Linked DNA regions of Homo sapiens: region 1 is linked to region 2. Evidence: chromatin contacts called from ENCODE Hi-C or POLR2A ChIA-PET data. All regions are on one chromosome and are shown on one strand. Each heading gives the region's core, a stretch centred on a gene start or an enhancer-like site at or near the end of the contact. The rest is flanking DNA. Distances are from core to core; before and after follow the strand shown. Region 1 overlaps LOC105376363 (a long non-coding RNA gene). Region 2 overlaps PFKP (phosphofructokinase, platelet).

Region 1 (2,700 bases), core at 152-2,651, 670 kb before region 2:
AGTGAAATCTTATTAAAGCACGTTTTTTGTTTGTCATTAAAATTTAAACAATCGGGTGTTTCGACGCATCACTTCTGTGCTAAATGCAAAACCTTTGTAATTCCGGATGTGAGTCTTTTGCACAGGAGACACACCTCGGGTTTTCCCAGATGACTCGTTAAAACGTTTACAAATCCCAAACCTCCTTTTTCACAAAGTGCTGCCTTTTCCTGCTTTTTACTTGCAAGCCACTTGATGTTTATTTGACTACATTAAAACAGAATGGTTGTCTTTTTTTCTTCAAGGTCAACCAGACAGTTAAGCTGTCACTGTTCATCATGTATTCATCTTAACGCAGAACATTGCAAAGTGCATGTTGTCTTTTTCCAGTTAAAGGTAACGTGTGATGCAGTCAGTGTTTCAGATGGAAAAATGGACTTTGAATCCCTGCGTCCCATCCGAGGGCAGACTGGGTCTGCCCCTCCTCCACCAGTGCAGTCCCCTGGGAGGGCTGCTGTGGGCAGTGAGTGAGGAGGCCAGGGCCGTGCCCAGTACAGTCCTGACGAGCCTCTGACCTCGCTCCACTTTTACCCCAATGGCTAACTTAGAGGCACGTTGTTTTGTTTCCAGTCCCACGTCCACCATTCCTTTTAGTAACTCTTTTCCATTTCATCACGTTTTCATGATCAGTCACAAGGAAATATTCAGATCTCAGCAACAAATTAAATGCACCGAAGCTCAAAGGCCTGGGTTCCAGAACCCAGCTCCCTACTAGCTCTGTGATGTGGGCCAACACACTACGTATCTGAAGGAGAAATTCTCATCTTCCTAAATTCGCGAGTTGGTGAGGAGCTCTCAAGAGCAAATGCATGGAAATGCACCTTTAACTGGGAGAATTGTGTTCAAATATGATGCAGCTGCTTCATCACCTCCCTCTGCTTCAGTTTGTCATTTGTAAAACTGGGGTTGAGGATAGCAAATGTGCTGGAAGATTGTCAGGATTAAAAATTGTATCTGCAAGGAGCTTAGCCCCAGTCCTGGCACAAAGGTGGGTGATGTATGTCACAGCCCCATGGGATCCAGATTGTAATTGTAATTTCTTCTTTGTAAAACAGGGAAAACGATTTAAAAAACTACCCTCCTACCCTTGTTGCAGGTGTACAGGACTCAGAAACAGAAAGATCTGGGGTGGGTCAAAAGCAGACACATGCACCCAGTTGGCATTCTCAGGATGTCTTGAGCCCTTCACTGTTTCTAGAAGGTGCCTGTGCTTTGCTGTCCCTGCCACCTGCTCCCTCTCTTCCATCAAGTTACCCTAAAATATGACAGACAGAAATGGGGACTGCTGGCTTTGGCCATGAAAACATCCGCCCGCTTCCGGCTTGCAGGGAATAACTTGTGGTTTCCTCTGCTGCACATGCAAGTCATGAAGACGATTTTCATCTTTGCTTCATCATCAGTCATAGCTCTTACGATCTGCCCACTTCTGAGAGTCCTTTTCTTAGAGAGGGACATGTACTGCTGGCAGAGGAGGAGCTCTCAGCGAAGAAAATGGCATTACTGAGCATTTGTTGAATTTTGCAGTGACCTCCTTGTTTTGAAACGATCAAATCAATCCTTATTTGTGTAACTCAGGAGTGCAGAGTGCATTGCCCACACTCTGTCACTGTGAGGGTCAGTGCTTGCTGTGGTTGAGGGATGAAGAAAACTTTGGATATCAAGTGGCCTCAGGGCAACAGAACAGGTTTTCAAGGGACTATCACCTTTCCCTAGCAAACAACAACAGTGGCAGCTACAAGGCAAATACGGAAATGATCTTTGGTGTGCACAGATCACAAAGTTTGCACCTGCACAATCGGCTGGTTATGAACTCGGAGAAATTTCTCTCTTGCATCCTGACTGTTCTTTCTTAGCCCATTGCCTGTGTGGTGGCCCATGCCAGCAGCCTCTTCTGTCCTGTTTCTACAAGTGCAGGGACGTTACTGACAAGCCCAGTCTCACACCCTGTATGGGCAAATGCCTAGAACAGGGCTTAAATGAGAAGACAGATGTGCTTCAGAGTCCAACAGATCTCTCAAATGCCAGCTCCAGAAGTTTCTAACCATGAGAACTGATTAACACATGGGAGCTTTAACCTCCCTCTTTCTAAAGTGGGCATGGGGATGTCTACTGCTCAGGTTTACTGAGAGGATGGGTGCAATTCTGTACTTGCCGTTCAAATCCAGGACAGCCCTGAGGCTGCTGCCCCAGATCCCAGGAGCTCAGGGTGCCTCTGTCTGCAGAGGCTGGAGAAAAATTTATCTCTTGGCAGAACTCAGCACTCAGCAAACAGAGTATTCTGCTTCAAATTCCAGTTCAATCCTGAGTTCTAGTATCTTAAAGATAGAGACCTGAGACCGTTCAGATATTGTGTCTAACTCCTGTAGAACTTAGAATCATGAAAAGATCCTACGCAACAGGTTCTGTTCAGTCCCTTGGCCAATTTCAGCATGGTGACTTTTTCTCTGCCTACGTGTCTAAAACACGATTTTTATTTAATCTTACATAATAAGATCACAGTGTCAGCATCAGAGCTGAGAGGAGAACTCAGGATTCTGGCTCCTATTCCTGCTTGCTTCCTACTGAATCATGTTCATCACAGCTTCTGTGACCTCAGAAACCTCAGGCAACTCACGTATGGGGAATGAAGAATGGATTGCAACAGCGTCAGCTCTCGCCTTA
Region 2 (2,700 bases), core at 122-2,621:
GTTGCTAACACAGCCAGCCTACTCCGCTATCAACACTGGAACCTACTCCTATCTAAGCATATGTTTGCACCCATCCACCTCTCTGCATCCCCTCCTGTCCACACCCCCTTCCCAGCCTCTGCTATCTACATCCTCCTCTCTACCTCCACGAGACCAACTAAAGAAGGGAAGCATGATGCCAATCAATTCATTGATAAGTTAATGGTTTGTTTATTGGTATAGTAAGTCAAGCTGTAATGCTCAGGGCTGAAACAAGGGAAGCTAAGATCACATGCTGATATTTCAAGCTCAGAAGGGTTGGCCAGTCTGGGTGCAGGGACAGGGCTGCTGACCGGGGGCCATGGGGAGATGGAGACCCTCGGGCACCTGAGCTAAGCTTGGGGGCCGGTGGCGGGGGTCAGGTGGCACAGGCTCCATGGCAGCACATCTGGGAAGACCAGAGGCTGGATGCTGATGCTGTACCAACACCCTTTATCCTTTCAACATAAAAAGGCATCACTTATCTGACACCTTTTGAATGTGTTATTTTTAATCATGGAAAAAACTAGCGATAAAATGATCAGAATTATTCCTAGCCTTTCTTTAGGGTGTGGACTATGACAAAGACAGCTCTGATATTGTTTACAAACAGCTGTCTAGAGCAGAACCAAACTTTAAAACAAACAAAAAATTAAGATAAAAGACTTTTTTCTTTTTCTTTTTTGACACAGTCTCGCTCTGTCACCCAGGCTGGAATGCAGTGGCGCAATCTAGGTTCACTGCAACCTCCACCTCCTGAGTTCAAGCCTCAGCCTTCCAAGGATTACACCACGCCCAGCTACCTGTTGTGTTCTTAGTAGAGACGGAGTTTCGTCATGTTGGCCGCGCTGGTCTTTAACTCCTGACCTCAAAGGATCCATCCGCCTCAGCCTCCCAAAGTACTGGGACTACAAGTATGAGCCACGGTGCTCGGCAAGAATCTTAAGTGAGTCATATTTGAAGAGCTATAATAATATGAACAATTTCTGAAATCTGCAGAAGAATATTCAACAACAGGATATGAAATTCATGAATGAAACCAAATGCAAGGAGCCGACTGTTTCCTGCAGACACAGTGGCAGCCCTGGATTAACCAACTGACTCGCCCCAGCTTGGTTTGGACCCACCAGAGCCAGGGTAGTTTACCCTGGGCATGGCCTTTGGGTCAAAGCATCTGATATACTTAGTATCATCATCTCCAAGAAGCTAAAGCCATTTGTAGGCTTCTAAGGAAAAACCTTAGCTTAAGAGAAAAAAGAAAGAAGCAACAATTGGTTCACCAGGTAGAAAGGAATGGGTTAACTGGCAAACCCTCCCCGAGTCTCCCTGGAATGCAGCCCAAGGCTTGGCATGCTTCACACGTAGGCTTGGCCCAGGTTTATAGGAGCTCAAGCAGCGGCCAGACAGCAGAGGTCCCTCGATGAAGGCCAGGCTTTCAGCAGAAACGCCACTGTTCCCAGGTTAATACTTTCTTCACACATGCACTACTGAAGGAAAAAACAAACCCCTTTAATTAATAGTAACCTGTTTAACTGTCCTGGTCTGTTGGTAACCCAGAGAGCTCTAGGTTAGAAACTAGAGTATAGGTGAAAAAAATCTGTTGGATAAATTACTGAGTCATCCTTAAAAAAATAAAACATAATATCCCCTCAATTTGAGCCCAAATAGGTCTAGAACAGCGGTCCCCCAAAAGAGTGATTTTCCCCCCATAGGACGTTCGCCGATGTTGGAGATACTGTAAGGACATCTTTGACTGTCATGACTATGGGGTAGGTGGACACAGGGGTGCTGCTCCGCATCCTGAGAGTCAAAGGACCGCCCACCAAGAATTGCCCACCCCAGATGCCATCGCCCTGACACTCAGAGAGAAGCCCAGCCTGTGGGTATGACGCAGAGACCAGGCCGGGGAGGGGGCTGAGCCTCTTCAGTGCAGAGCCATCTGTGAATAGATGTGTTCAGGTGCAGACCCCGTTTCCCTACCTGGCCACACACCCATGGAGTCAAAGGCATGCGCGTCTCATCCCTGAAAAGCAGTCAAACAGCTCCTCTGCCCCGTTAGTCTCAGACTTTTCCAAGTCCTTTCTACCAGGGAGACAGGAGGGCAAACACCATTTCTACTGCACAGATGAGCACACAGAAATGAAAGGTTGATTTATGCATCCACAGTCACTGCAGTACGTCCTGCAGGCCCACGATGGCTCACCCAAAACCCAGGTCTGAGAGGCAGGCCAGGACTCAGAAGACTTGGGATTTTAAAAAGCAGGTTTTCTAATGGCTTAAAAATATTCCATTGCGTATATACGCCACATTTTATCCACGCACCCACTGATGGCCACTTAGACTGATTCCACATCTTGATACACAATGGAATATTATTCAGCCAATAAAAAAGAATGAATCCTGTCATTCTGAGCAACATGGATGGAACAGGCAGAAATTAGGTGAAATAAGCCAGGCACAGAAAGACAAATACTGCAATCTCTTACTCATACATTTAAGCTTAAATAAAAAATTGATCTCATGAAGACAGAGTTAGGATTGATCTCGTGGAGACAGAGAACAGAATGATGGTTACCAGAGGCTGGGAAAAGTAGAAGGAAGCAGGGGTGTAAAGAAGGATGGTTAATGGGTAAAAAACAGTTTGAGATAGAAGGAATAAAATCCAGGGATGAGTGATACTAT

Evidence for each region. Hi-C counts contacts between places; a loop is a spot of excess contacts on that map. ChIA-PET counts read pairs that join two places held with the same protein, here RNA polymerase II (POLR2A). Pooled maps may share reads with other maps.
Region 1: a loop to region 2 is called in a map of HCT116, with 5 times the contacts of the local background. The contact joins two enhancer-like sites. A Hi-C loop is called at or near these places in 1 of 168 maps with a recorded cell type or tissue (HCT116) and 6 of 50 pooled maps. POLR2A ChIA-PET finds 5 or more read pairs at or near these places in 1 of 52 experiments (activated CD8-positive, alpha-beta T cell).

What each region holds. Positions count from the first base shown.
Region 1 is chr10:3,763,977-3,766,676 of GRCh38, reverse strand. All of the region lies in intron 2 of LOC105376363 (a long non-coding RNA gene), which reads right to left. Among named protein-coding and RNA genes, the nearest start is that of KLF6, 20 kb to the left of the region's middle. RefSeq lists an enhancer at 1-855. Within about 2 kb of position 1,401, at least 6 of the 41 ENCODE cell types and tissues checked have a DNase peak (open chromatin) inside an H3K27ac peak, as active enhancers do.
Region 2 is chr10:3,089,787-3,092,486 of GRCh38, reverse strand. The region is part of intron 2 of PFKP (phosphofructokinase, platelet); the gene reads right to left. Among named protein-coding and RNA genes, the nearest start is that of PFKP, 24 kb to the right of the region's middle. RefSeq lists enhancers at 1-82, 937-1,136, 617-1,816. Within about 2 kb of position 1,371, at least 20 of the 41 ENCODE cell types and tissues checked have a DNase peak (open chromatin) inside an H3K27ac peak, as active enhancers do.